Linked DNA regions of Homo sapiens: region 1 is linked to region 2. A link is an interaction called in ENCODE POLR2A ChIA-PET data of the cell type or tissue named here. Cell type or tissue: PC-9. All regions are shown on one strand. Each heading gives the region's core, and the rest is flanking DNA. Links, peaks and the distances in the headings are about the cores only.

Evidence for each region. Peaks named below come from ENCODE experiments on the same cell type or tissue, not always from the same donor. Only the 100,000 strongest peaks of a DNase experiment are listed, where the experiment ranks them.
Region 1: POLR2A ChIA-PET joins it to region 2 with 19 read pairs; 2 of 35 experiments call an interaction of 5 or more read pairs at or near these places.

Annotation. Positions count from the first base shown.
Region 1 is chr3:139,304,276-139,320,239 of GRCh38, reverse strand. It overlaps LOC124909439, which reads left to right. Exons shown (of 2, transcript XM_047449421.1): 2 at 3,336-4,095. The coding sequence ends at 3,746. Among named protein-coding and RNA genes, the nearest start is that of MRPS22, 32 kb to the left of the region's middle. In PC-9, for the core only: no CTCF peak of the experiment used is centred there; a DNase peak (open chromatin) is centred at 7,159; H3K4me3 peaks cover 550 bases; H3K27ac peaks cover 1,305 bases.
Region 2 is chr3:139,222,876-139,238,839 of GRCh38, reverse strand. PISRT1 (PISRT1 lncRNA) reads left to right here and starts at 5,318. Exons shown (of 1, transcript NR_027070.1): 1 at 5,318-5,848. In PC-9, for the core only: no CTCF peak of the experiment used is centred there; no DNase peak of the experiment used is centred there.

The sequences.
Region 1 (15,964 bases), core at 4,130-9,129, 83 kb before region 2:
GGGAACAAGGGTGAGAGTGTGGGCTTATAAAGATGTGGACACTTGGGAGGGGGCTGCAAGGCTGAGGCCCAGATTTCTGAGGGGGTGTCTCTCAGAGGACCCCATGGGACAGGTCTGCGAATGGGGAGGAAACTGACAGCTGGAACCAGCGGCTGCTGCTGGGGTGCAGGGCCATTGCATTGCTGGGGTGTTGCCAACAGAACAGGAAACAGACACAAAGGAGCTGACCCCTTCTCCATCCACCAGTGTTGCAGGCTCCCTCTAGTGCCCCCTCTTGGCAGAGCCTAACAAGGAGTTCTGGCAAGGCATACTGGTGATTTGTGGGATCCCAGAACATCACAGAGGGACGCTGGTTTGAAGCTGAGAGACAATGGCTTAATAACGAGCACCACAAATAAAGTCATTTGCCCAGCGAGTATAGCTAGTAAGTGGCAGAGTTTTTAACCCAGGAGCATATGACTCTGAGGCCAGTGCCCAGGTGGGGGTTAGAAGGAAACACTGGACAGGTGCCAGCCCCAGAGGCCGGGCTGACAAGTTTGGTGTGTTGGGCACTGGAGCAGGGGCAGAGGGCTGGGCAGGCAGCATCATAGTGAATACCAGGGACCCACCACGGGTCCTAAGCATGGAGCCAGGGCTGCTGAGGAAGCCGAGCTGGAGCAGTTGTGACACTGGGGTATGTGGGGGACACCGTACATGCTGCTGAGCTGGATCCCCATCTCAGCCCAGATAGGCAGGAAGACAACCAGAGTAAACTGAGGTCCTGGCTCTGGGCTCTGCACCCATGGGTCCTGCGATGCCCCTGCCTGCCTGAGTCAGGAGCTCCAGCCAGGGACAAGAAGAGCAGAGCCCAAGGAGCTGGACATTCACACCTCTCTCCTCATCTCAGACACAGCACCCTCTTTTTTGGCCAAAACCTTCCCAGGACAAAGCCATTGAGGTCCCAGATGGAACATTCCAAGATTTATTTGCAGTTTTCTTCTGAAACTAGCTTCTCTACTGTGGTGACCATGAGCCAGCCACCATTCCACCTCTGTGAGTCCCTCTTTGAGTCGCTGATTCCTAGAGAATGAGACCACACCCCAGTCTCAAAAGGTGTTGGGATGAGCTCTTGCATTGAAGTGTGAGTTGCTTTTCCCTCGCCCCTGCCAAATCCTCCAGCCTTCCCCAGGCAGGTCCATCCTGGGTGGTCAGCAGCAGGAGACTCCCACCTGTGTGCCTTGTTCCTCCCCTTTCAGTCGTCCTCTGGATATGCAGCTGCTGAACGGCGATCCCGGGCCCACATCCACATGTGGAATTCCTCTGAGCCAGCCTTCCACTGGGGAGACCTGTACCCCAAGCTTTCAGGTCCCCTAATGACTATCTCTCCTCTCTATGATGGGGCTGCACCTGGTCTGATCTCTAAGCTGTGGTACACCCAGGGATTAGGGGCACTGGCTTTGTATCCAAACAGCTGTAGGTTAAAACCCTAACTTTGCTGTGGGCTAGTTGTGGGACATTGGGCAAAGTACTCAATCTTTCTGTGTTTTATTTTATTGTTTGTCAAACCTATAGGCTAACATTAGTATGCCCACCCTCAGTGATTTATTAGGAGGCTTGGATGAGTCCAGGCATGACAGCCCTGGCACAGTGCCAGGTGTCTGGCCACTACTCAAGCAACGGAGCTGTTGCAATTAGAGTCGGCTTCAGATCTGGGGCTTCTAGGGTCTCCTTTGGTCCTCCACTCACCTCTAGGGCATAAACATCGTCTGTGCTTTTTAATTTCCCACACTAGCCCAGCAGGGAATTGCATCCCCTTATCTATGTCCCCTCCCCATCCAGCCCTTCCAGCTACAACATCAGCCTCTCATTCCCTGGCAGGGCTCAAGCTGTTATGATCTGGCTTTGGACAAGAGGAGCCGTTGATCCCCTCATGGACATCTTGGGCACTGGGTTCATCCAGGTGCCTCACTGCTCAGCAGCTCGTGGACAGGCCCTCTGGCCTGTGGCTTGTGGGCCTGTTGGACTGTAGTCCCAGCTGGCTCTCTTCACGTGCTCCAGCATCCGTGGGCAGCGCGATGCCTGCCTTCTCCGCTTTGATCAGGGCAGGGGGCTGCTCAACAGTTAGTTTGGGACCATCTCTGTGATGCATTTTGACAGACTTGGCCAAGCATATGCTTTAAATCCTAATGAGAAAGGGTCTTTTTAAGTAAAGGGAGCCCACAGCAGCCTTCAAAGCGCTCTCTGGACAAACTAGGGAGTATGATGAACCCTGGCTCTGTATCATCCTGCAGCCTAGTGTGCAAATGCAGTGCAAGAGAGGACCTCTAGCTTGTCCTTCAGTCCAAATGGGTGACAGCAGAGTTGAGTCATGGCCTGACTCAGCCACACCTCCACCAGGTTCAACCTCCTGAGACCTTTTCCCAGGTTTCCTTGTGCTCTGACTCTGATAGCTCCTCTGAACTGGTCCACCTTGGCTCTTTATTGTAAACTGCCTTAAGCAGACCTTGCATTCTTTCTAATGGCTTCAGAAGGAGTTAGATAATTTATAACTGACTCACCTGGAAAAACTTAATGAGATTTCAACTCAGTACTTCTGAAAAATAAATGATATCCAGACACAAGGACTTACAGAGTAGATGGAACATTCCAAACAAAAAGATTCCACCCTTATTTTTATTCTTTTGTTCTTAGCCCCCCTGTTCCAACAGATACAAACATATCATCGAGATGCAACTGCCACCCTGGGGTCACAGCTCTCTGGCTGACAGCAGGGTCAGCCGTTCTCCCTGAAGGTGCATACAGCCAGACTATGCCTCCAGGAAGTCATAGAAGGAAGCTTCCCTGGAGCCAGAATGTCCTTCTGTGTTTAATTTTCCCATAAGTCAGCTCTGATTATGAGGGATGGCCTCGTGTTTCATATATTCAGCGCCAAGTTCTGTGGAGCACCTTGCAGGGGTGGGGAAGCCCCCTGGCTGGCAGACGGGGGCAGAAGGGTGACTGCTCACCAGGTCACCCCCAGCACACACGTCTGCTACCTATCAGATCTCATTGGAGGAATGACCCACCAGACGCTGAGCTCATCTGACAGCCTCCTCCTAATGAGACCCAGGGCTGCTCCCAAGCTTGTGTGAGAGGCTGGATGGAGAGGAACCCCCCACAAACCTGGAGAAACATCTCCAAGGGAAAAATGATGTCTTCTTCTGAGTCTGCTTTGGTATGTGAAATGGTGGACTCCAGGAACTTCTGAGAAGCAGATACCTTCATGCTCCACCTTCTACCTGGGATGGTTGTTCTCAGGACCCTCAGGTAAAGCAGAAACTTTCAATATTTACTTATGACACTCATCTCCATTGCAGGCCTTCACCCTTCACATGCAAGAGGAGGCAAGCTCAGTTGAGTTCTCACCTCCAAGAACTTGCAGTTCTCCTGGGGAGGCAGGACCGATGCCCATGGAACAAGGTGTGCCAGTGAGCCCCACAGAAAGGGGCAGTTTCCCGCACCAGGATACACTTCAAAAAAGCACAATTCAGATTATGCATTCCCTGCTGAAGATGCTCCACTGCGTCTTATACCACTTGAGAAAAAATTCCAGACTCCTCTCCAATGTACTTCAGTCCCTGCCCAACTGGGCTCCAGTCAGGGTGGGGTTTTTTGTCGTTGTTGTTCTTCAAATGCTGTCCACCACCCCAGAGGTTGTTTCTTTGCTGTTCGTGGGCCTGGAGTCCCCTTTCCCCAGGTCTTTACATGGCTGCTCCATCTCTCCATAGAAGTTGCAGCTCAAGTGCCACCTTTTCAGAGAGCCCTTCCTGGACCGTTCAGTATAAATGAAGTTCTTTCCCCAAGTACTCCTGATGGCAGCAACTTGTCACAGTGTCCTTCTTTGCCCTTACCATGAGCTGGTATTTTTCTTGTGTATTGATTCACTGATTAATTGCTTCCTTGATTATCCCTCATGCTGCCCATTAGAATGTAGCTCCATGGGAGCAGGGACCTTGTCTATCTTGTCCTCCATGGTATCCTAGAATTCTAAGATGTAGGATAGCTTAACAGAGGAGACTCTTGAAATATTTGTTAAATATGTGATAAAAAATAAAAGGAAGAATCTATGCATGGCAGCTGCTTTGAAGTGTTCCTAGCAGACCACACCAACAGCCAGGGTTGCAATAATGACTGCAGCCCCAGCACCTGCCAGTGCAGGGAACTAAGCCTTAGTTCCCTTGTAAGTAAAATAATAGAATTGCTGGAGGATTAAGTGTGGGATCCCTGGTGATGATACAGGGTGAGACACAGTAAGTGCTTCAGAATGTGTGGCTTCATCCCCACTACCATCACCACACGAGCATCATCACCATCATCACCATCATCAGCACCACTACCACCACCACCATCCTCCACTGCAGCTCAGCAATGACCCACTCTGAACATTCCTTGTTGTCTCCTCGGCTTTTGTCACATGAAGCTTCCTGCCCTGGCTCTCTTTCCTTGCTTGGTCTCACTTGAACCACTGACATTGTTGGTTTCCAGACCAATGTCATCCCAACCTTTCTCCCTGCTAATAGAAACCTGCTTATATGATTATAGATGTCTTCATTTCAGGGAAGGTGGGCCCAGAGGGTGGTCTGCAAAGTGGGCACAAGAACCAGCCACCATTAAGCTTCTGGGAGAAATTTCCCTTCCAAAAAAGAGAGATACACAAGCCTGATTTGACTACAGATGTATAAGAATGTGATGTTTGGTCAGGCACAGTGGCTCAAGCTTGTAATCTCAGCATTTTGGGAGGCCGAGGTGGGTGGATGGCTTGAGCTCAGGAGTTCAAGACCAGCCTGGGCAATGTGGCAAAACCCTGTCTCTATAAAAAATACACAAATTAGCCAGGCATGGCAGCACACATCTGTAGTCCCAGCTACTCGGGAGGCTGAGGTGGGAGAATTGCTTGAACCTGGGAGGTCAAGGCTGCAGTGAGCCATGATTGTGCCACTGCACTCCAGCCTGGGTGACAGAGCAAGACCCTGTCTCAAACAAAAAAAACAAATGTGATGTCTGTAGTTGTGGCGGCCATGTTGTAACCATGAGGCAATATGCACAGGGACAGAAATGCTGACATGCTGAGGATAAGAGATAAACAGCTAGAAAGAGCCTTGGTCCTTGATGACATCCTTGAGCCACTGAACTGACTTGGGATCCACCTTTTTTTAGCCTTAATGTTAAGAATCTACACTTTCTGTTACTCTTAATTGTTACTTGTAGCCAAAAGCTAAGACAGCAAACATGGTTTCAAACCATCTTCAAAGTTCTGACGTGGCACTTCCTAAAGCAATCTACTCCAGCCAGCCATGTGCCCACCCTATGAGATACCAGCTAAACAGCGCCTACTGAAGAACCCACCCGTGCCCCCTTTCACTCTCTCCCGCAGAAGGAAGAAAGGACACACACTGAAGTGCCCCAGAAGGTGGATAGGAATTGAGATGGAAGAATATGGGAGCACAGCAAGAACCCTCCCGTTCGGAGGGAGGAAGGAGTGGGGCACAACTGTCTTCGAAGACATCCTGCTTCTGAGTATCTAAAAAGATGATCTGAGAGAGAAGAGGTAGAACAAGTTCACATGTGAGATACTGTGCCCTCAGTACAGATTTGTGGCTGAACCTCAGATTAATCTTGTTTCATGGTCAACAATTTAACATATTACACACTGGACTATGCCCCCAAATGAGGTTTTATTTTCTCTCTCTCTCTATATCCCCCATCAGAATGGTGGAGGGAAGCAGTGAGCCACTGGATTTAACAGCTGAAGGAATCCTAGTGTCTTGCAGGTAAAGCAAGCCTTGCTGAGCCTTTCTCCCCTTCCCCCATTTTTCTTCCCAGGAGAGCTTCTAGGAGTAGGCGGGAGATTATGTATCCTCCTTTGATGGAGGGAGGGGTCTTGGGAAAGGAAGAGAGAAGCCTTGGGGTTGTTCTCTGGACCCCTGCTGGCTTCCCCTGACAGAGCTCAGGGCTGAGAACTTTGGTCTTTCTTTCAGCATGCTCACTGCCCACTGGACTCCCCCACCAGGCTGACTTGGCCCCGGCTCCATTCTTAGCAATGTTGCACACCCTGTTTCTCAGCCACACACCACCTGGCCTTGGCCCAGTCTCCCGCAGCCTGGTCTCTCCTCTGGGGTCACCTTGACCCTCACAATGGCAGCCCCATGGCAGCTCCACCTCCTACTTCTCATAGCTTTTGGTGACAGCTGGAGGACAACTCCAGATTCCTCCAGAGGAGCCAAAGGAGACTGGCTGCTACGTGGTAGTCTCCCTGCCCAGCCGTGGCTGACTCTGTCTTTTGGGCAATGGCATCACGTTGGATGCGGCGCTCTCTAAGAGGGAGCAAAATTTCCTCAGTCTAGCTCCCTGGAAATCATATGTAAGCCCTGAAATCAGACATAGCCTAAGACTTATCTGTGTCTTCTTACAACACATCTCTCTTGGGTTTCTCTTTGGGAGAAACTGTAGGAAAGCAGGATGGCACAGTCCAACCACTTCCCCTGCCTTCCTCTTCTTTCTTTCTCCCAAGACTGAAACAGGTTTCCTTCCGCTTGCAGCTTGAAGGGACTCCTCTAGGCACGTCTCCCTCCCCTGCCCTAGCAATATCCACTTTCTACGCTATGCCTGCTCTTTTCTCCCCTGAAGCACTAACCCCATGGCTTTGCCTCAGTGGTTAGGTGGGACTTCAGAGGAAAAAAAGCCACATTACTCATATTGCAATATATGTTGAGAGGCACTTAAACATAGTATCCCTAGTATATTCCCATCTGCACATTCTTCTGGGACCTACTAGTAGCTGCCGAGGCAAAGCCTGCTGTTTCCCAGCAGTCTTCCAGCTCATTGACTAGAATTTATTTCTGAATGAGAAGCCGTGCATAGCTCCCTCTTGCTGGGCTTGTCCAGAAGATAACAATGGCTCTCCCCCTCTCTTCCTCCCCTTTCCTCTCCATTTCAGCCAGCCTCTGCTTTCTGGCTGGGCCTCCAGGCTCTGGTGCTTTCACCAGTGCAGAGCAGCCAAGCTTGGGTCACAACTGTCCTGCACATAGGCCAGAGCAGGGCCACTCCGAGCTTGTGATCAACATGGCTGCGCTAGACAAGAAAGGATTCCTGGAGGAGGTGTGCCTAAGGACTCAGCCCTGAAGGGCAGATAAGAATCAGATTGGGGAGAGGAAGAGATGTCTTGCTCAATGACTCAGAGGCAGGAATGAACTGCTAAGAATATGCACTTGCCTGAAACTTCCCTGGTGAACCCTTACTTGACCTTCCAGACCCAGCTCCAAAGGGCTCCAAAGTTCTGTTAACCTTGCCGAACCATACTCTATGCCAATGGTGAAAAAGACATAGGCCCTCCATGATCAGAGGCACTGGGTACTCCCACTGTCCTGGACCCCTGGCAGCCCCCCAGCTCCATTCTGCAGTTTCCCTAAGGTCTGAGAGTCCAGGCCTATCCTTTGGTCTTGAGTAAGGAGGACCCCTTTGTGGCTCTCGGAAATTCATCCCCTGGACTTCAGATTGATTGATTTTGCACCCCCAGGAGAACTCTCAGCTTTAGTCACTGGAGGACAGACACATTCTTGTCCTCATCCATGTTTCCAAATTCATCAATCTGCTGTGTGGCCTTGGCAAGCCTCTTAACCTCTCTGGACCAGTTTCTTCATTCATAATATAAGGATCACACTGTGTCCCTTACAGGTCTGAGGATCCCATACTTTCATGCATGTAATACACTTAGCACACAATATGTACTCAGTGTCAGTTACTGTATCTCTTCAAACCTCATCTGGTAAAGTGGGGCCTACTTTACCAAGAAGCTTGTCTTCTTCCCTATTCATCCACATAAGTTTGTGCCAGGCTTCCTGGCAGCCATTACCAAGTACATCATCAAGAGGAGTGTGTCTACCCCCAGAGGCCTCATCCCTCCCAGGGCCTCTGGTCTCTCTGTAGTCCCCCAAGGACTCCCGTGCTCGCTCCTCTCTTGTCCCTTGGGTACAGCAGAGTCCCGGGAACACTCAGACTCCCTCATCTCCCTGTTCTGTCACCACCCTAAATCCTTCCAACCCATCTCCCTGCTCTCGTTCCTGACCTCTTTTCCCCAACACACTCACACACACATGCACACACACACACAGGCACACAATCACACTCATGCACGTTCTCAGACATGTACACAGATATACCCACAGGCTCACTCGTGTGCCCTCCAGAAATCATGTACTAAGTTCTGACCATATCAAAATGCCTTAAATGCACAGTGAAAAAGTAGGTTTAAATGGTACTAGGGGATGAAGACACCAGTCTCCTCACACCTGGAAAGTCAGGGTAAATTAAATGGAACAGAGATCATGTAAAGACAGGAGAATGAGAAGTTCACCTCTGTGATGCAGCTTGCAGATAGAGAAGCACAGTGATTGGGAACAGCAGCTCTCTGCTCAGACAGCCAAGGGGCTCAACTCACTGCTCTGCCATTTCCCAGCTGTGTGACCTCTGGCAAGTTACTTAACCTCCCTGAGTCTCCATGTCTCCTCTGAAAACTGAAGACAATAGGACCCACCTTGGAGTAGGGTTATAAGAATTAATCTAGATAATATATATAAAATGCTGAGCACGTGACAGGCACTCAATAAGCAGAACAGCTTTTTATTATCATTATCAGGCACTCAGGGACTGGGAAATAAATGAAGGTCAGAGGAGCCAAGGAGAGCTGTGTGGAGGGGGTCGACATTGAACTGGCCTCATAGAGGGGTCAGGGAGTTAGTGGGAAGCGATGTGGGCCTGGGAAACAGAATTGGCACCTGCATGGTTCGGGCTGGCAGAGGTTTTATCCTGCAGCCAGGAAGGCATTTGGAGGAAATGCTAAGTCTAGAGTCAATCCTATTAAAAATCCTCCTACCGCAAACTCATTTGGAACTGGCTGGAGGTCCTCAGCATCTGTGAGCATCTTGGGTATGTTACAATAAGCATCAATCCAGAAGGAAGCTCAGGCCCAGACCCCAGGTCAGAGCCCTGATGAAGGACTCTTCAGGTCTTTGGTCTTGAGTAAGGAGGACCCCTTTTGTGGCTCTCAGAAATTCATCCCCTGGACTTCAGATTGATTGATTTTGCACCCTCAGGAGCACATCTACTCATTCTTCAAGATGCAGCTTGTGTCTTCTCCTCTGGGAAAGGACTCCTCTTGTTGGGTTGGCCCCTCCACATTGTATGGCCCCAAATCACAGTGGAATCTAGAAGAACAAAAGCTTGGAACCAACGAACCCAGCTTTGAACCCTGCTTCCCACTACTGGCCATGTGACCTCAGACAAGGCAATTCACCTCTCTGAGCTTGCCTTATGGGTTGGGCCTAGCACGGTGTCTGGCAAACAGCAGGTACTCAATGATGATAGTTGTCAGCAACCCTAATTCCGGTGCCAGCCCGCCTCCCAGTTCTGTTTCCTGCCTGAGCTTTTAACTCCCCTTTCTGAGGATCTGGGCCCACGTGGTCACTGTGCGTGATGTTCCTCCCCTCAATGTGAATGCTAACGTTCCTCTTCTCTCTGGAAGAATTCAAAGGGCCCTGGAAACTTGTTTATTAGGAAAAGCTGTGGGAGTCTGTCCTGCTTGGTGGAGGCGCTGACCTCTCCCATCCTTCCTTGCATATTTCTCCCCAGCGACATCTTTTCATGTTCCCTGGCTCACTGGGCTGAGTCACAGATCTGTAAATCCTGACCACAGAAAGCTTGGCAAAGTGTGTTAGGTGTTTATTGGAAAGGGAAGGAGGCATATGATCAAAACATTGGCCGTGGCTTTAGTCTCTAAAACTTGCAAGAGTAAGTTTTAAAATTTATGTTTGAAGCATCTAATCAGATTCATAGAGCACTCTTTTAAAAAAAAGCATAATGAAAATAAGATTGTATAATACTCCTCAGTGGCAGTCAGATCCGTGGGCTGCCTTTGTATGGGGCCAGATATCTCCATGAAAATGAAGAAATTTAATTCAGTTTTCAGTTTTCCTATTGATACAAAACATCAGTTAGACCGCCCCACGGACACACACAGACTGTAGTTCTCTGCAAAGCCCCATGCTGATCATGCCTCCATGCCTTTGCCCATGCTACTCCCACTGCCTGCAAGTCCATTTCACTCGCTTTAGGAAACATTTGTGGCTACTCTGTGTTAGGCCCCGGGCTGGGCACTGGAGACAAAGGGATGAGTCACAGTCCCTGACCTCTAGAATTAGTGAGGAAGAGAGGCTAACAGGAGACCCAAGCTGAACCTTGACAGATGAGTAGCAGTTCTCCAAATGGACAAAAAAAGAGGGGCCTTTCTCATGTGAGCACATCTACTCATTCTTCAAGATGCAGCTGTGTCTTCTCCTCTGGGAAAGGACCCCTCTTGTTGGGCTGGCCACTCCACACTGTATATTGTATGCTCCCTCCCATGACCATCCTCACATCAAAACCCATTTCCTGGTTAATTTATCTGCCAGATAGTCTAGACTAGGGGTTTTGGAGAACTGACATTGTTTCTTCTCTCCTGCATCTCCCGTGCCCAGCTCCCAATCTGCTGAATGGCAGGTTCATTAGGTGTTTGATGTTGTTTTTAAGCTGAGCATCACTGTCATCAGCAGGCAAGAGCCGAAGCAGCCATGTGGCGTTATGAGAGCCACGCCTGAACCATACCCACCAGGCCCCTGTTGCTTTAAGCATCTGAGCCCTGAAGGAGTCTGAGTGGGATTAACCCCTGGATCTCAGCCTCATTCCTGCTTCGTGGTTTGGTGGTGGTATTGGGAGGGGCTACTCAATCAAGGAGGAAATATGCTTGGAAATGAAAGCACTTCCCTTTCTGATCTGACTGGCTCTACCTTGCTCCCTGCCTTCTTAGTATGCATGTATTCAGCCCCATTTCAAGACTTACCCTCAGTATCTTCCCCACCCTTATGGGCTGAGCTGGGCTTCCTCGCTTCACCTCCCCCACCCCTGCTCCAGTCCTCTCCAAAGACAAATTGCTTACATCTGTCAAGGCTTTTCTGATTAATAGAGGAATATGCTGTGGGATGTCATCAGGGGTTCAGAGGCTTTTGATCAAAGGGGGAGGGGGAGCCAGGCCACACATCCCTGCTGGTTCATTTATCAGGTCAGTTTCAGCACCTTTCCTCCCAAGTGCCCTGACAAAGGCCTCCTCACCAGCCCACCATCAGCTCATGTGCTCCCTATGGGAGAGGAGCAGAGAGGAAATGGTGTTCCAGTAAGGGGACAGTGGGGAGCAAGACACAAGGAGAGAGGGAGAGGAGCAAGCTGGGGGGCCACAGCATGGGCACTGGTCCTCGGGGCAGGGTACTTGAAGTGCTTTTCATTCTACACAGCCACGGGGACGAACACATACCAGGCAATTCCCTCGAAGCATGGAAAGGAAAGAAGGAAGGAAGGAAGGGAGGGAGGGAGGGAGGGAGGGAGACCTTTGGATGACTAAACCAAAGAGAGAATGAGGGACTGAGGGATCTATAAAAGAATGAATAAAGGAGGGGGAAAATGATTGAATTAATGAGTCAGTAAATGTCTGGATGCAGTCATAAATTAATGATTTACAGCAGTCCTTACAAGAGTGGGACTTTTTGCACAGACTCATCTCTCATTTTTTCTTCAATTCAGCCATTGGTTGGTGTTAAAAAGACCCAGCTTGGAGGAGCAACACTAAGGCAAGTTTGAAGTAATTCAGGCTTCACCTCCACCCCAGCTTCTCCCATCCAAGGGACCCTCTTCCTTTCCTTTTGGCCCACTTGGCATTTGTTAATAGGCCCTGTGAGCTGGGCAAGAGCAAATGAGGCCTGGAGTGGTTGGGGGACTCACACAGAGGAAGGGGCAGCACAAGGATGGGGCCTGCCTCTCATCTCATGCCTTTTCCTGCAGAGCCAGGTCCCTGAGGAGGAACTGGTATCTGTCACAAGCTCTGTGTGTCCTCAGGCTGCAAGGCTACTGCCTACTGTGTCCCTTGAAGAACACCCCTATTGGGAACTTTACAATGGGAACTCCAAAGAGCCATGTAGGGTTTGCTTTAGAGGCTGCTACACTAGACTCTGAGGATTTAGATTAACCTAATTTAATGACACGGATGACTGCCTGGCTTGAAGTTCCTTGCTACAATTTTTTTCTTTCAACTCGCTCAACAATTATTTCCCTCAAGTTGGTTGCAGATGCAGCCTGCCTGGGAATTATAATCCATTCCTTACTGAGCAGCAAGGAGGCCAGGGAGATGCTGGCCCCATCTACATGCACACCACCCAGGCACGGGGGCTGGTGGGCAGGCAGCACTGTGGGCTGTGTCTGTGCCACTGCTTAGAACTTGCAAAAAAGGCCTGAGTCTTGCTAGGCTAGGCTGGCTGTCCTGGGACCCGGCAGGCAAGAGACTCCATGGAGACACAGCTGGCTGGCTCCTGACTGGGTGGTGGCTGTCTCTATCCCCTGCTCTTAGCTCAGAGGGAGCATCCCCACACAGACACGCAACACACACAGTCATGCACAATCACAAAAGACACATATGGACTCATCCAAGATGAGATGCACATGGACACTCAGTCACAGATGCACACAAACACACACATCTAGATACGACCCCCACACAGAGGTACTGAAAGACACACACATACCCCCAGACACACCAAGCTCATCCACCCCAGTATCCCACTGTCCTTAGCCTGGAATCTGATTCAACTCGATCCAACAACCACTTATGGAGTGCTATCTGCATGCAAGTTCTCAATGAGCAGACCCAGAAATATTCATGGCCTAGGACTGAAGATCACAGAGACACATAATTCATTCAGCCAGTGCTTAGCAAATGCTCCAGTGTGGAAGGCTCTGCAGAGGGCAGTGGAGGGCACATGAGTCCCTCCTGTGTTCACAGATCTCATGACAGAGATAAAGGAACATCCATCCTGGTTATCACCCAAAAGCAAGGTTTTAAAGAAGGCCTCCTCTGGGCTGGGCCCTGGAAGATACTGCCTGCACCTTCCAGAAGCCCACATTCAGCTGGGGAGGCACACAGGTAAACAGGCCATGGCACCACCATATTCCAGGGCTGTTACAGGGGGCTGTAGAGTCCTGAGGAGCCTGAGGGTTCTTGGAGGGCTTCCTGGAGGAGGTGAGGGACTAGATAAAAATAGCAGGATGGGCACTCCGGGTATGAGAAGGGGCTCAGGCAAAAACCCAAGGCCACCAGGGAGAAGCTATGTTCAGAGAAGGGCAGTTCATAGAGTGGGACTCGGCCATGGGGAACATCTAAAGGAGTCAAATGCCAGCCTTGCTGCCCTAGCAAGTCAGCACCAACTTACAGGTAACAATGCTGCTGTAATTTGCATTAAAAACACCTTTCCCCTGGAGTAGGAAGCTGTTTCAGGATTTTCCCATGCTGCCCAAATGCATTGGCCATGCTACTGACCCCCATCTCGCCCCTGGCCCCCTCCCCTGCTGGTTTCCAGTACTTTCAGAGGCTGCTACAGCCCAAGAGAAAGATGTGCTCTGGGATAACTCCTCACTGCTGTCTGTGGGCCACCGCCTCATACCCTGCCAGTACCTAGGCCCTGGCCTGGAACAGGATTTCTAAGGCCACAGTCTTGATTTCATTTGTCCTGGGTAGATGCAGGGGCTTGGCCAGTTGTGAGACCCTATACAATGATCAGTTCTTAGAGAGATTTGTCACCTAGAAAAGCCAGATAACACCCTGAGCAGCCAGTTCCCAGGGACATGGCCCTGGCCCAGGTTTTCCCCCTGGAGTGCCCCCTCCCTTCATTCTTCCCCATTTTTCATCCTTCCTTTCAGCTGGCTAACTCTAGCCCTTCCAGACCAAGCTGACATGTCACCTCTCCCAAGAAGACTTTCTGAGCCCCCATCCCCAGTACCCCAGGGGAGTCAGACACACTTTCTCTGTGCTCCCCTCTATGGCCCTTATCAAGCAACACAGTCACTGTCTGTTTACTTAGTGATCTCCCCAGAGATCCCGACAGCTCTTCCTGTGGCCCGGACTCCCCACAGAGCCTATGCACCAGCTATTTATTGCTGCCTAACAAATTATCCCAGAACCTAGTGACTCAAATCTACAATAGTTATATTTTACCTCCAAGGTTTCCAGAGGTCAGGAATTTAGCACAGATGGGACACTTTGTCCACAATGTCTGGGCCTGAGCTAGGGTCTGGGACCATCTGAAGGATCATTCACAATGTGTGGTGGTTGATGCTGCCTATTGACTGCAGGACTACCTGGGCCTCTCCATGTGACCTGAGCTTCCTCCCAGCATGGCATCTGGGTTCCAAGAGCAAGCATCCCAAAAGAGAGTGTGGGGTTGTGGGGAGAAAGAGAGAGAGAGGGAAACAACTGGAATCTGTATCCTTTTTATGACCTAAAATCAGAAGTCATATAATAGCACTTCTACCATATTCTATTGGCCAAAGCAGTCATACACACCCATCCAGATTCAAGGGGAGTAAATGCAGGTCCCCCTAGGTGGAAGGAGTGTCCGTCACCCTGCAAGAAAGGCATATGGGGTGAGATAAACATAGGGCATGGCTATCTTTGGAAAAAATAATATGTCACAATCTGTTACCAATAGATGCTCAACGAAGGGCTGTTGAGTGAATGAATGAATGAATGATCCTTTCTCTGCACTATCCATCTCCCCTCTGTCCTCAGACAGTTCTTCTCAGTTCAGAATCCAACTAACTCTGACAATCCCAAGCGCCAGGTCATAGCCCCTCTTTCTGTTTTGGAAGCCAAGGGGCCATGAACTCCCTCCCAGCTCCAAAGTTGTCAGAATTGTCCCCAGAGTTTCAGGGTGTTCACTGTGGTTTTCAGAAACAGGGCAATAATGTCGAGAATTAGAGAGGCCACCAGAGCAGAACCGGGAGGCAGTTTCCTTGCTGATCCACAGACACAGTTTTAGGAGGAAGATCTAAGGAATTAAACATTAGGGGAAAGCTTCTTTTAAAGGTTTTCAAGATTTAAATAACTGTCTTCAGCTATTTTTTTTTAGGAGAAAAAGAACTACTTGTACTATCTGATAATATTTTTCGAGCTCTAATTTTGGTTTTTTTTTTTTTTTTTTTTTTTTTTTGAGATGGAGTCTCACTCTGTCGCCCAGGCTGGAGCGCAGTGGCGCGATCTCGGCTCACTGCAAGCTCCGCCTCCCAGGTTCACGCCATTCTCCTGCCTCAGCCTCCTGAGTAGCTGGGACTACAGGCGCCCGCCACCACGCCTGGCTAATTTTTTGTATTTTTAGTAGAGATGGGGTTTCACCGTGTTAGCCAGGATGGTCTCGATCTCCTGACCTCATGATCCGCCTGCCTCGGCCTCCCAAAGTGCTGGGATTACAGGCACGAGCCACCGCGCCGGGCCCTGAGTTCTAATTTTTTAGTAACTATTATTTGCTTTCACAGTTTTTCTAATTAATAAGAGAATGCATTGAGACTTTACAAAGAGCCAGACTCTGTGCTAAGTGCTTTAGAGACGCTATTTCTGTAATGGGTCAAAAACTACTGATGTATCAGCATTCAGAGGCTTCCTCCACTTGCCATATTCGAATGCAAATCAGCTCATCAATGGGGAGAGAACAGAAAAACCCTTCAGTGAGTGAGGGTTTTTTGGAGTAGGTACAGGATATGGGAGAAGTGAGGTGAGGAGGAGAGCATCTTTCAGAATCATTGTGGTGGTTACGCAAGAGATCTCCTGTAATGTTATTCAAGAGAAGCAACAAAGATTGAAGAAGTACTTTTTAAGTTATTTTTGGTGCTTGGACTGAGCTTCTTTGAATGAGACTCTATACAAAGTCTGAGCCACTGAGACACTGGAAGCTATAAGGGTTACATCTCACTTGATTCTTACAACAGTGTGATGAAAGAGAAACTCCCATTATTTCCTTTAAGCAGCTGAGAAAAATAAGATTTAGAGAGTCTAAGAATATGCACAAGACCACAGTGTGACAAGTGGCTAGTCCAGGAC
Region 2 (15,964 bases), core at 5,630-10,629:
CTTCCTCTCAGTGAGCCCTCTCGGAGCACACACTCAGCGCTGGGTGCTGGGACACAACTAGGAACACCACAGTCACTGCCCTCAGGGAGTCCACTGTCTAGAGTTTAGGAGGGAAGGCAATGCCCCCCATAATGTAAGGTACCAAGAAAATAGTCCCCTCATTCCTGGGACTGAAGGCGGAGAGGCAATCTAGAGATTCCGTTTCATCCCCACATAGAGCTCCAAAATAAATACCAGGAGCTTGCCTGAACACTGCCTCCCTGGTTTTTATTTAAAACCCAAATGCCTCTGGGAGGAAGGCAGAAAAGTTCCCAAAGTCTTGACGAAAGTGAGGTTTTCCAAGGGAGTGGGTTAGAGACAGAAGGGAGCTGGCACAGGGGGAGGAGAGAAGACGGAGCTGCCACAGAGCAGGCTGGAGGAAGAGGAGGAAGAAGGGCAATGTGGGCAGAAGGGAGAGTCCCGAAAGGACTAGGCAGGATGCTGGGAGCCAGATCCAAGGTGCCACGGTTTCCCCGGGTTCATACTGTTTGGAAAGAAAGCTTAAAGTTATTCTGGAAAAACAGTTTATGTATATCTCTTCCAGGGGTGATTGTTCTGTTTCTGAAGTACAATAGAGAAAAGAAAGAAAAAGGAGAGAAACGAAAAAGAAAGAAAGAGGAAGAAAAAGAGGGGAAGGGAGAGAAAAGAGAGAGGCAAGTGAGGTAGGAAGGAAGGAAAGAAGGGAGATAGGGAAAAAGAAGCAGAATCATGGATACCCTGACAGGAAAAAAACATAAAGGTCTGGATTGGGCCCCACCCCGATCCCACTTCCCACTAAGACTCTTTTTGTTAGGGAGGATTTTCTGAGAAAATGTACCTATAATTAGCTAACAACTTTGGGTCCTTAGTGTCTGAAATAGTCTCTCATTACTTTTCGACTAGTTCAGAAATCCCAAACACGGTGTTCTGAGATTCTGAGGCAGATGTGATGGGAAGAGCAAGGCTTTCTGGCCCCAGAAAGGACACTGGGCAATTCCTGGAATTAAAGAATGTAGAAATGCCCTCATTTCTGTGAGCATCTCCTCCATGTTTGAGTTTGCCAACAAACCATGAGAGCCCATGGCTGGGTGCCTCACATGGATCTGGCACTGACTAGGTGCTTGTAAATGTTTGCTGATGGAACAAGTAGAGAAAGTAATGAAGCCCAGACTCAGGAAGTAAGTTTTTGACATGGCCCAAGAACTTGGCTGCAACCTGGACTGCCTTGGTTCCCAGGAAGCCTGTGACACTAAGACCTTTGCCCCCCCGACTTGAGGGAGAGACACATATCACTGGATGGACCAGGGGTCAAGCTGATCTTGGATAAGAGATGGCATTAGGCTAGTAGGGCCAGAGTGACTCTGGGGGGACTTCCTTTGAGAACACATTCAGGCTGTAAGGCTTGGTAAAGAACTATCTTGGTCCCTGAGATCTCAGAAGGAAGCAATGGGTGAAACTGGAGTAGATTCTAGTGGAGTCGTGGGTCTTTAAGTGTTTCTCCATGGTCACGTTTTTTTGATATGGAATCACATGCTTTGATAAGGAACAGCCCCAGGAGGCAGTGGAGCAGTGAACTCATCTTGCTCTCCAGCTGCCTTTTCAGAAGAATTTTATTTTCTTCTAGCAAAGCAATGTTACATACATTCAGCTAAGATATTTTTCTTCTAATGGAGCTAAATGCCGTATCATAGACAAGATCCACCCATCTAATTTGAAAGAAGGTCAGTAAGTAGAGAATAGCTTAAATGGCAATAAAGTTATGGGAGAAACTGATTAAACTTATATACATGTGCAGTTACAGACCAAAGTTAAAAAAAAAAAAACAAAAAAAAAAACCTCTCCTTGGAATGAAACCAAATGATAGCCTGGATACTAAACTGAAGTGATATTGTTCCAATTTTTCCTTTATCAGACAAAAGAAAAAGTCTTTCCATGTAGCCTTTTGACATAGAACTAATTTAAAGAAGATTTGGGAGTATGATGCAGGATCAGATGCCTTTGCAAATTCCTTGCTGTTTTCATTTGAAATATCTCATTTATGCTCAAATTTCCGATTGGAAATTTAATGACTTCTTCTTTAAGGGAAGTTGGCAAGCTGGGTTGGTTTAAATACAAATCTCCCAAAGGTAAAAGATCCGACATCATTATAAAAATAGAAAATATTCTCATTGTCCTTTTGAGATGTTTCTCCTAGAAGTCGGGGGATGTTTCTGAACAGCAGATGCGTTTTGGTAAAACAAAGTTGGAAAATATGTGAAACTCTTGACATTAAAACTACTTCCTGAGTTGTGTCAAGTTCTGTGGCTGCCCAGGGTAACTGAGACCATTCTCTCTGTGGCAATAAACTTGTTGGAAAATGCCCCAGTAATAGAAACACTCATAATTTGCTGCCTGGTGATTTTTACCTCAATTCTGGACAAGTCCTTTACCCTCTGAGCCTTGGTATCCCTATCTGTCAAATGGGGAGGCTGGCCTCCATAACCTTTAGGGACTCTTCAAGCATGGATATTCTCTGAGTTTATGACTCATTAACATATAAAATGTGATTTGCATTCAGCTGGTAGGAAACATTTTTTTCAAACTAGCAAAATATCAGATTGCTGAGTAATTTCTCAAATCAGACATGGATCATCCAGTGCAATCAAGTAACAACCCATTTTCTACAAGCAGCCCAAACTGACCTGAAATGAACTGCTTCTCTCCCTCTGTCCCACCCAGCCTGAGATGAGCCAATTCAAAGGCCTGATTAAGTCGAGGAATAAATAAAGAGATACCCTTCTATAATGAAAACAAGCTAAGAGTTGCTTTCCCATGGTAGGTCAGTGCACGCTCATGCCTTTGCTGAAAATTCAATTGCAGAGAGCATCTTGACCACCTTTCAACCTGCAGGTAGGCCTAATCAGTTTAACCTCCCTCAAAAGCCTTTAGGGTCTAGGACCACGTCTTGTTCACCTCTGTGTCCAGGTCCTACATCAGGGCCTGACAGAATACAGAGTAAATGTATTAATAAAACAGATCGTTGAAATGGCCTATCTAGACACTGCTTCAACATTTACATAGAGGAGGATCGGGGCAGAAATCTATTACAAAGACAGGGAGGTAGCTAGGAGATTTGTCTTGGAGCTACAGTTGCTCAGCAAGGACACTGAATTTACTGAGACTGTAGTTGTTTATTGATTGTTTAATTTGTTTACTTAATTAGACTGTACCTAGGGTAGTTTGGGAGGCAGATGGTGATGGGAATTTGGACAGCTTCTTCCTGAGCCACCCCCACCATGCCACCCAGGGCAATTGATACCATGATGTCTGAGGACTTCCTCACAGAGTGTCCCATGCAGAGGTATACAGGACAGAAGAGGAATGTGCTTTTTTCTCATAGATGTTTCCCTTTCCTGTTTGCACAACTTCAGACCATGCAGTCATTGTAGCTGTAGGAAGCAGCATGTACCATGTGTGACTGTGTGTGCATGGGCTTCTTGCATAAGGGTTCTAGTGCATGGTGTTTCCCTAGGAGGGCAGGGTGGAGGGAACAGTGGACAGAACACGGGCTTTGGAGATGGATGGGGCTGGGTTTTTAATCCTGGGTGGGGGCAGTGGTGCTGAAGAACCTTATGATGTTGACAGGCCACCTAATCTCTCATCTGTAAAGAAGGGAGAATCCTACTTCCCTCACAGGCATATACCTAGACTGCCATAAATGGCTGCAACTTATACCATTCATTCACCTTTTTGTCATATGGGCCTGTTTTACACGGGCCTCTCCAGGCCCTCGTGGCAGGCTCTGTTCTCCCCCTGTAAACACAAGGAACACATTTTCTTTGTCCTGCCGAAGTAGTGGAACAAGTCTGTGCAGATGACCCCTGACCTCATCCAGGAGTGGAGTCAGGGGTAATCACACAAGTGGAGGCACTGTGCACAAAAGCCTGGGTTAGTTAGTGCCACTTGGAGGAGTCTAGGGCAAATGTTAGGACAGGACAGACAGGACCTCAAATCAGTTTTGCCACTCAGACACCAAGGATCCTTGAGTCCTGACAAACCTGGCCTTTTCAGACCCTGCCAGTGATGACTGGGGTTGGGAAAGTCAGGTTAAATTTCCTGACCTACTTGTCCCAGCCTGACTGGGACCATTTCTCATTCAAACCACAAATCCCAGTGAGGCATTGTTGATGTGTCCGTGCAGGTATGTGTATGCGCGAGCACACATGTGCAGGCAGGCACATGTACATGTATGCACATGGATATGGGAAGTTTTTCCCCTTAAAGGGAATACTACATGATTATAAAATAATCACATAGTGATTATTTGAAAATGGAAACAGAAAACTTACTTCAAATATGAGAAACACCTTTAGAAATAAGAGCTTTAAAAAATCTCAATTTTTGAAAAAAAAATTCCCTGAAACACTGACCAAATGGACATATTAGAAGCTGTGAAGCATGGCAAAATAATGAATTGTTAGGCACATGCTATGTTTAGAATATATCCACATAATAAACCAATATCAAGCATGTAATGTTTTTAATTACCCTTATTAAATACAATAACTGACATTAAAATCAACACTCACATAATCCCTTTCTTGTGCTGTACTTTCACTTTGCTTTCTTTTCGGGCGGGCATCTAGCAAACTTCTTTTGCAGACACTCCATAATGTTAGCTGATTAAATGTATTCAAATGTAAAATGGATGCCATATCCTCAGAAGCATTCACAGGTAAACTTTGAACTTGGAAGCCAAAATAATGTTACACTGACTAGGAAAAACCATTGGGCTTGGATCTCCACAGCCTATTCCAGTCTTCTAGCATTACGTGGCAGCAGCATATTGTCCCAGAAAAGCCAGCTAATTTTAGAGAAAATTCATCCTTTTACCTGGCCCGTGAGAGATATCAGTACACCTAGGTTTCAACATCTGCTGTGAGGAAGATTAAGAACAAGATCCTAATTTCTGGTACACTCTTGATGTTGGAAAAATATCAGCTAGCAAGCATTATTAGTTATCTTTGAGTTGACAAGAATGCGGGATTAAGTTTCTTTAAGGCAATTACACTTTTGATGACCCCTCTGCATATAAAACATGTTAGCTAATGGGGGTGCAGAGGGGCAGGCTTAAGTGTTTGATCAGGAAATCCTGCGTGAGCATATTGGATGGAAATTTGATTAGTAGCCTTAGTGACGGGCGATCAGATCCTTTGGGTCTGCACAATCAGATCTGGCAGGACTTGCCTTCTTGCCTCTTTGAAGGAGGTGAACATTTGTACAGAATCAAGACAGTGCTGGGTCCTTGGGTTTTTTTTTTTTTCTGGGTCCTTTTCTTTAAGTTATTGCAGACGAAAGCCTGAGAAGTACCTTTTATTTTCCTTCAACAATATGTTTGCAGTTACCTTAATGTTGAAGAATAAAATAAAAATCAGCCTGTCCTTGAAAATTTGAGGGCAGAGGAAGTAGAAATAAAAAAATAAATAAAAACAGAGCCAGAAGGGACCAAAGAGAACCTTGTTATAAGAATAATGGCAAACACTGATACTCAAACAACACCACACTCGAAGCATTGCTGCAAAGGCTTTCAAACAATTTGCACAAGGCCTCTATTTGACAGAGAAGGAAATTCACAGCACGGTGAAGTGGCCCAAGGTAAGGCAGCCAGGATTTAAGCCCCTGATCCAGGCTCTTGACCACTCTACACACTCCACACACTTCTACCTTCCCCATGTTCTAAGTGGGAAACTGAGTTCCAGAGAGAAGCCGTGACTCTCCCAAAGTGAGTCAGCTGTGAATAAAGCCATATTCTCCTTCTTTCTTCATTCTGGGGCTCTTCTCTTATGCCTCAAAGCTTCACCTTCCTCTGTCAGTGTGGCCAAAACAAGTCTGAGCTGGGTGCTTTATATCCATCATATCATACAATTCTTTGTTTGTTTGTTTGAGACACAGTCTTGCTCTATCACCCAGGCTGGAGTGCAGTGGCACGATCTCAGCTCACTGCAACCTCCATCTCCCAGGTTCAAGCAATTCTCTGCCTCAGCCTCCCAAGTAGCTGGGATTACAGGTGCCCACCGCCACACCTGGCTAATTTTTTTTTTCTTTTTTTTGTATTTTTAGTAGAGACAGGGTTTCACCAAGTTGGCCAGGCTGGTCTTGAACTCCTGACCTCATGATCCACCCACCTCGGCCTTCCAAAGTGCTGGGATTACAGGCATGAGCCACTGCACCCGGCCATATCATACAATTCTTAAATCACCCTTAGAAAGGGATACAATTTCCATTTTACACACAAAAGAAACTGTGGTCTCAGAGAGGTTAGGCAACCTGCCCGTAATCACACAGCAAGAAACAAAAAAGAGATTTGATCTCACATCTGTCTCATTCCAGAGTATTCTCCTTCCCACTTTCTCTGTGAGAAAAAATTAGGCTGAGAGGAGAGGAGGAAAGAATAACCCCAGCAATATTTTGGGGCCAAACAGTCATTAAAGGGATGAGTTTACATTATGCAAATTTGTTAATGCATTTGTTTAGCACAAGGAACAGAGTCCATTTTTCATATTAGGTGTATTTAGTTGAACTAACAGGTATTTTCCATATGCCTGAACTCCAGTCAGTGAAATAAGGCCCAGCATTAGCAATGAGCCTTTAGTCATGGCCAGATCCAGTCTTTAAAACATGCATCGCTTAAAAAAAAAAAAAAAAAAAAAACAGTCACACACAAACACACACACACACACCCACCCCATATAGTCTATGTTTTAATCTTCCCCTTTTTTACATGGTCTGTAAGGTCCCCAGGTTCCTCTTTCAGTGTGAACCATAAAACACAGAGATATGTTTATAAGATAAATAAAACAAAACAGTCTAGAAATCTCTCACTAGAAAAAAGTGATCAAGGTATATTCTGGCATCAGATTGACCCTCAGTCACAGGAAAGTCAATTAATTGTAATGGCCATATGGATAGATTATTCTGGGAAATCTTCGACATGACTTCAGCCCTGCTGCCTGACAAGGGGATACACATCAAATGTGCCAGCCCCTTCTGAGGGAGCAACAACAGTAGGGGGGACCCACCAGCACACCAACTCACCTCAGACAGCAAGGCCCGACTCGCAGGGAATGCAATATCTGTCCCTTCCTCAACTGGGAAGCTGGATTCTGCCATTTGAAAACATCTTGCTTCTTGTAAGTTCATAATCATGCGAGTGAAATGCATTTTTTTGAGACAGGGTCTTGCTATGTTGCCCAGGCTAGTCTCAAACTTCTGGGCTCAAGTGATCCTCCCACCTCTGCCTGAAATGCATTTTAAAAATACAATATAATACTAAAATTAAAACAGCAACTCTCATTTTTTTTTTGCAGGAAGAGGGAGGACACTATACACATAGGTTAATCTATGTCTAAATGAGCTCAATTTGTTTTCTTGAGGTTTCAATGTTTCCCTTTCCTTTGAAATTTTTTATCTATTACAAAAATAATTCACAGAAGAATAGAAGACAAAAATCTTCCCTAGTCCTACCACCCAGTGAGAGCTACCATTAAGATTAATATTGTATTTTTCCAGATATTTTCAGTCTAATATATAATTACAATCATTGGACATAATCAAAATAGCTATACTAATTTTTGAAAAAGCTTACTTGTGTTTTTTTTTTTTTTTTAATTGTAAAACTAATATAAACTCTTAGAAAAAGTTCCAGGTAAGTGAACAGAATACTATAGGGAAGAAAATGAAAATTCCCTCTAGGCTACCCCTCAGCAAGAAACCCTCTTAATGGGAATCCCCAGGCTCTGAGTGGCTCCCCTCTCCAGCTTGGATCCTCAGCTCCAAAGCCCCACTGTCCTGTCTCTGTGTCCTGGGACAGGGGACAAGGGGCTGTCCTTACATTAATGCTCCACATGCCTCCACCCAAGTCCAGGCAGCCAGCCCTTCAGCCCTGGGGCGGCAAACCCACCCTAGAGTCCTTCATCTTCTTGGCTACTTTATGTCAAAATATTCATATTTGTTTTTTACTTAATAGCTAATGTCCTTTGCCGGCAACCCCCTGCCGCACCCCATTTTAAATATTATGGTCCTAATTACAGAGGATGATTACTGAATGACCAAATGGGGAAGGCAGACCCTGATCACACTCTGGAGGCCCAGCCTCTCTCTTACAAAATGGGACTCTTTTTTTTTTTTTTTTAACACCATCCAATGATGTCACCCGTTTGCGGTTTCTCTGGGACTTTATTAAAATGTTTGTGACGGAGCCAATGTAAACCATCCTAAATCCAACACAGAGCTGAAAGGACTGATTTTAGGGAATGTGAAGATATGGATCATTGGGCCTGTCGAAGCCCCATCTTGAGCCAATTATTGGTGTCATCTTGAGCCAATTTAATCAATCCAAGAGGGATTGGAGGGTGGAAGGGGGCGCAAGCGGGGGTTGTGAGCGTTGGTCAAACATGCTGGCTCAAATGCTTGTGTCATGAAAGCTACACAGCTCTAGCTTTCTGGATTTCAGTTGCTGCTCTAACACGCGCTTTCATCCCAGGGTACCCTATCTTGTGCCAGTTTCAGCCACATTGTTGGGTTTGTTTGAAATTGCTGAGCAGGGCTGATCTAGGTCTGAAAGATTAAGCCCCCGGAAGTCTTAATGGTCACTTCTCATTTGGGAGACAATGTCAAGGAAGCAGACCCCACAGACACCACTGACATCCGACCCATTTAGGGACCCAGGGAAACCAGCCCTTCCGCCTCTCACCCCAGACGGACTGTTCACCACTGACATCCGACCCATTTAGGGACCCAGGGAAACCAGCCCTTCCAGACGGACTGTACCAAGAAAGGGTCAGGAGCAGTCTAAGTGGGATGCTTAGAAACAAAATCCAGTGACAAACAACAGCCTTGAGTATTTATTTTTTGTTGAGTTTTTCTTTCTTTTTTAAAATTGGTTATCCAGCATTATAAATTACAAAGTGGATGTTTTTCTCACTTAAAAAAAAATGACTAGAAAGAAAAGACCCAGAGTCACCATCAATAGAAATATTTGACCATGTCAAGAGCTAAAGTAACATCAGCTTCCATTTTCTATTTTATACTCGGTGCCTCGAATGGATGACACAAATATAGGCAAGGCACAAACAGAATATTAGATATTTTCTTTACAAACCCACAGAAAATGATTGATATATGTGGCACACAATTATTTTATTTATCCACATATTTATGTATATTTGTCTATGCTCCAAAAAGGATGTAAGGGGTGTACCTGGACCTGAAATAGTTGATTAGCTGCCCCATCCTCTCTCCTACATTCTTCTCCCCATCTAAGTTTCAAAGGACTGCTCCTCCTCCCTCCCCTGGGGCAGCGCTTCACATTTTTTATGATACCAAAAGGGTCTAGGCTGCCTAGTATGTGTATGTTGTGTGTTTTGATGAATAACATCCATGAATATTCTCAATCACTTCTCCAGAACCAGCTATTTGTCTTGGATATAGCGCTACGCAAGCCCGGCGTGGTTTGGAATAGCTAACACTGCAGTAAGCCTTGTCACAGTGCATCTCTGCATGAGCTTGAGGCCACAGAGCAGAACGTGGGCCGATAATACAATTGTTTTCAACCCCATAAAATTGAAGAGAAAGGTCCTCTTGAGTTTTGGAATGCATGCTTGCTGTCAGTTCAAAAAGGAGGTATCCAAAATCTTAAGCCAGGAACAAAAGAATACGAGTCTGACAACCGCCTTGATGTTCCCAAATTTAACCACTTTAAAGAACCCTGCCTCCCTCATCATTGAATTATTTTCACAAAACAATGGATGTTGAATTTATCTTTTCCTATAATATGCAATCTGAAAGTTGTTTTGATTGAAACTGACTTTCCTTCTATTATAACTTGTTTCCAAAGACTTTGATTGCTAAACTTGTAATTTCTGCAAACCTGATGGACTTCTGGGACAATACAGGGGCTTCGTTACTCTGAACGTGTTCAAAACAAATCCAGAATGAACTTTTATCACTGCAACCTCCAGAGAAAGAGTAGGAAAGGCAACTCTGGGCTGAGTTGGCTTGGTCCAAGTCAGTATCTCCACTTGAGAATGTGTTAGTCTGTTTAGAAGTCAGGCTAATCCTACCTTTCAATTATAGAAGGAAACAGATTTTAAATTCAAGACTCAAGGTGGGTCCTCTGAGTGTGAGGATCAAACGCTCTGGTGCTTTCAACAGCAAACGCTACTGCCTGTCTCAAGGCGGAGGCCAGCCGGGACTGCAGGGTTTATAAACAATGCTCTGCTATTTATTGGAGTTGCCCACCCGAATCCAAATCTTCCTCTCTTCAATAGCGGCCTATTTACCGCAGTTTAAATCAGGGTTCTGCAGCCCTGCCGGGGTCTGCAATTTATTACTTGCTGCAAGAGCTCAGACCCAGAGTTTAAATGTCCCGAGTTGAAAGTTTATACCAGTCAGGACAGAAAATTATTCTCTCTGCCTAGGTTGAAGCACATTACTTCTTTATTGAATTAATTATGATAAGGATCATAACTTTAAACGAGGGGTGAGGTGCTGGCTTTCCACTGGGATTGCTTGGAGCAATTTTCATCCAAGCATTTTTGTGGAGTTATTGAGTCTGGCAGGTCTGAACTTTAGAGAGGAGTAACTTTCTCCAGAACTTGAAAGGGGTTGGACATTGATCCAGGCAAAGCTTTACCAGATTCCATGTCTCGAGACAGGGAAATTTGCACTGCATGCTGAACAAATAACTGCGGGACCGGATGAAAGACAGCTCAGCAACTCCTCATGTGGCCTCGAGCATGGCCTTTCCCTGGCAGACATGGCCCAGGGAGGGCAAGGGACAAACAGGAACAGAAAGGTCCCCAGCAAGCCCATCCTCCCCTGCCTCTTTATCTTCCAAGCCCAACCTGGGCTGCAGGGCTGTGCAAGTGGCATACTGGATCCTGGGTCCAAATCCTGGTTCTGCCACTTACTAGTGGGGTGATATGAAGAGTGTTCCTTTTCTTCTTTCTGTCTCACCCAACATCTCTGGACTACTTTAAGAAGTGTGTGTATATGTTACATATGTATAAATATGTTATACATACACACTATATCTATAGTGTGTGTATATATGATTATATATAATATATAAGTATTACACACAAATATATATACACATATATATGTGCATAATACACACACACCTGGCACTTAGTTGGGGCTTAATTAAATTATATATACATATATATTTGTGCATAATACACACACACACACACACACACACACAAACACACACACACACACCTGGCACTTAGTTGGGGCTTAATTAAAGGTAGTCATGATTACCATTGTCATTATTATCAGGAAAATGAAAAAGTTAAGCCAGACCAATATCTCATATGTCTTTGAACTAAAATCTCCCCAACTCCTACCCAGGTGACAAAGCAGTGTGGGTCTCTGGCTGTGGGCCCAGGCCTCCATGCTGCCAGCTGGACTGCACTCAAGGCCGTCTTCCTGGCTCCTCCACCCACCCCCACCCCCACTCTGCAGAGTCAGGAGTTTTGCTGCCTGGGTTCCAAGTGCTGTGGCTATTCCTGGATGTCTCCCATACAGGCCCCACCATCTGGATCCTGGTAGCCCTGTAGTGACAGGCTTTACCAGGGAAGAAAGGGGCTTTCCCAGCACACCTTTACACTCAGCGAGGTAGCCAGCTCAGTGGATAAAGCCTTGCTTGCAACTCAAATTAGGGTTGACGTATAATTTATCATCTGAACCAGGGCACGTTTAACAATGAAAAGGGCACTGCTAATAATTACTTTGAGACATCACACATAACCAAGACTGGCCTGGCACCTCGGATGTATGGCCAGCTATTCTCAGACCACTGTAGTCTCAGACCATGCTTCCTCATTACAGAAAACATTCCATTTGCATGAACTTTACTAAGTCCACCTCTTCAAAATAACCTTCCTTAATGATTTGACAGCTCCAGGCCAGCATGGTCTGACAGGGCCCTGAACAGCCACAGCCAGCTCCCAGCCATGAATGGATTATGCAGTGTTTTTCCTTCATTGTTCCCCTGTTCCCCATGGGAGAGTGACTGTGTGAAAGTGGCTATGGAGCCCAGTGTCTAAGTCATCTTTTGGGACTTGAAGAGAAGGGGACCCTCAGGAGGCCAAAGAGCCAAAGCTCATCACACCCTTTAGTCCAGGTGATGGGGTACTGAGATCACATCCACACCAACATGCTCATCTACAATCCAGCACAACCCCAGCAATTCTACTGACGGCCTTGGCAGCTATTACTTGGTGAGCAATTGCAATGCGCCTGGTCCTTGCTCAGGGTCTCACATTGAATTACTTCATTAGATCCTCCCTAAAATCCTAACAGGCAGTTCTATCGTTAACAATGATAGATGAGAAAACTGAGACACAGAGAAGTTAAGTAACCTGCCCAAGTTCACCATACATAAAAGTGGCCCAGCTGGGCTTTGAACTCCAGCAACCTGGAGCTGACCCTTAGAAGCAAAGATGTACTGTAAAGAGTGAAAATGGGCTTAGGCCTTGATTCAAAACCTGCCTTTACCCGTTCCTCATTGTGACCCTGGGCAAGTTCCCTTTTTAAATAACTTAATCCTCAATATAGGACCTAGGCTTGTTGTAAGGTCAAAAGAGACAACGTATGTGCAGCTATCTCATAAGGTATAGGAACCCAAGTACAGTTTCTTAACATAATCTGTTGCAACAGTCCTACCTGACAGTGAATCCTCCACTGTGTCCCAGCAAGTGGCCACCCAGCCTGGCTTAGAACATGCTGTCTGTCCCCAGTTCTTATCCTCAGGGCCTTGCCCTCAGCAGCTCAGGACCTGGCCTCAGCCCCAGATCCCTCGGAAGGTCAGCTCAGCTCTGAAAGAGAAGCCCACCATCCCAGGAGTTCAAACCATCAGGTCCTGACAGAGATGGCACCACTTTGGAGAGGTTTTATTTCAGCTACTTCCAAGGGACTGTATACCCCAAAGTTCCCATTCTGGAGATGTGCCTGCAGCCCATGCACCACGATTGTCCAGAAGCTAGGTCTACCAGGCACTCAGCCAATCAAGTGGCCAGTGAGTCAGGAGGCCTGGGGCTCCATCGCCCAGCTGGCAAGCCCATTAAACATCCACCCTGAGGCCCTCTCCAGGCAGGACACACAAAACTGAGACAATGGCTCTTCCTCACGCCTTCCCTTCTCCCTGCAAAAGTGTGTTTTGCATCCCACCCTACCCCGTGGAGCCCACATGGTTTAAGTTACTGGAGCCCCCTCTGAAGGGGGTGGTCTATTACTTTCATCTGTCAAAGAGAAGATACCACAGCTGGGAGCAAGGCAAGGTCTGGGCACAGGGACAGTAAGCAGGGACTGGGCCAGGTGGTCTGGCCGGCAGCCTGCCCAGGCCTCCCTTCACTCTCTCAGACCTGTGGCGCCTGCCCAAGCCATGCCTCTGTATCAGGAGGGTCCCTTCCTCCCAACAGGGTTAACCAGAGGTGAGTGTGGGACAAATGTTAGGTTCCTCAGCTTTCTACAATGCAGGGCAGACAACAAGACTGCCATGCTTCAGAGGGGATACAGGCTGAAAACAGCAACAGGTTCCAGGAGGGTTTTGAGAGTTGCAGAGAATGTGACAGAGTAGGGAATATGACTAATTTTGAACAGGGTAGCCTGTATCATCATTCAGCATCTATTCTCATTCAAGGGTTCGATGTTCTTCAAGAAAAAAAAAGGTCAATTTATTCACACTAAAATGTGAATGACTAAATGTTCCTTATGCATTGTACTTCATAGAAGTGTTTCACAGAAAACATGTAAATAGAAATTGCCAATGCAACTCTTCAGTTACTACCTCCCCTGATAAACAAATGCACACACACACACTGACACCAACAAGCACAAACACATGCCTCCCCATCCAAACCAAACTACTTAGTATTTTCTGAGCACCCTGGACCCTCTCTTCAGGCCAGGCTTTTATACTACCTACAACTCATGAAAGCATCCCTTCACTTTGTTTCCCTGGTTATCTTAAGTTCACCCTTCAAAACTCATCCCACTTAGCACCTCCAAGAAGCTTTCCCTGCTTGCACCTGCCCCAGGCTGCATTAGGAATTGCTCCATGAGGTGCTCTCTGCATGCTCCGCAGGTAGGGCCCTCTCCATCCTGGGCTGTCATGGTTTCCTGATCTGACTCTCCCACTAGACTGTCAGCTCCTCCAGGCCTGGGTCTCGTGCTCCATTTTATTCCTAAGGCCTATACAAGGCTTGGCACAGAGTAGCATCTTGAGGAGTGTTGGTTGAATGAAAAAATGACAATCTGCATCAAGGAAGCTTCTTTCTTTCTGAGTAAGGAGTATGTAGAGCCAGGCACACATGGAAGAGTGCCTGAGTGTAACACAGTTCTGCACCTAACAGATGCACCCACAAAAACACATGGGCTCTTTTCCCCTGACCAAACACCATTCATCAGTTTCCTAAGAATCATTCTGCCCACAGCTGGGGAAAAAACAAACAGTATCAAGAGCCTGAAGAATGGCAGAAGACCCTGTGCCTCTCAATATGTCATTGGGGTCCCTGGAGATATATGTAATGAAAAATGTTAAAACTAGCCAGTAAATAAATATGCCATGCTGAGTTTGGTGTCCACAACCTCTCAGACCTGCAGTTGTCACCACCCCACCAGCCCACACATCATCAGGTCCACCCAGAGACAAGCAAATGGTTTCTCAAAACACAGTGGTTTTTATTTATGGTTTTTATGACAGCACATCCTTCTAGACTACCTGTTTCTGTCACTTGGACCTAAAGCAATAGCTTGCTTCTTTCTGCCACCCCAAGCTCTAGAGCCTGTCCAGGGCCAGAGACTGCCCATCATAATAGGAGTTTCCCAGGATACATTTGCCACAAGACACGCACGGGCATGCCCATCTGCCCACACATCTATATGCACAAGCACATGTGCGCGCACACACACACAGGCATGGGAAATCACAGGGTGGGGAATTGAGAGCATCGGCTCTAGAGCTGTCCCACTTGGGTTCAAGTCCTGACTCCATCCACATTTACTATCTGGATGGCCTTGAGCAAAATATTTAACCATCCTGGGCCTCCATTTCCTCATCTGCAAAATGGGGAAAATTATCATTCTTACCCCATAGGAGTAGGCTAAGATTAAATCAACCTAAAGTACTCCTAACAATGTTCAGCTATCATACACACTATAAATAAATGTCAGCAATCACGATCATGTACTCACACATACAGAAATTCACACTGCTAACCTGTGGTTTCCCCATAAGTGATTCTCAGTCGTAAGCAAGAAAGTTCCTTTCCTTGACTCTCTTATAACCTAAAGTACCCTGAGAGTAGGGGTTATGGTTAGGACTCACAATCATTCATTCATTCATTCACTCAACAAACATTTTTTTTTCTTTTTGAGACAGAGTTTCGCTCTTGTTGCCCAGGCTGGAGTGCAATGGTGTGATCTCAGCTCACTGTAACCTCCGCCTCCCTGGTTCAAGTGATTCTTCTGCCTCAGCCTCCCGAGTAGATGGGATTACAGGTGCCTGCCACCATGCCCAGCTAATTTTGTATTTTTAATAGAGACAGGGTTTCACTATGTTGGTCAGGCTGGTCTCGAACTCCTGACCTCAGGTGATCCACCTATCTCAGCCTCCCAAAGTGCTGGGATTACAGGCGTTAGCCACCATGCCCAGCCTCCAACAAACATTTAATGAACACCTGCAATGTGCCAGGGATGGATCAAGATCTAGCCTGGCCTTGAAGAGTGCACAGGTGACAATGGTCTGTGATAAGTGCCATAATAAAGTGGAGAGAAAGGGAAATAATCCAGCTCAGGAAATCAGGGAAGGCTTCTTGAAGGAAAGAACGTCTACATACTAAAAGCTGAGTACAAGTTAGCCATGTGAAGGGGTGAAGAGGATGGGAGATGGACTCAGGCT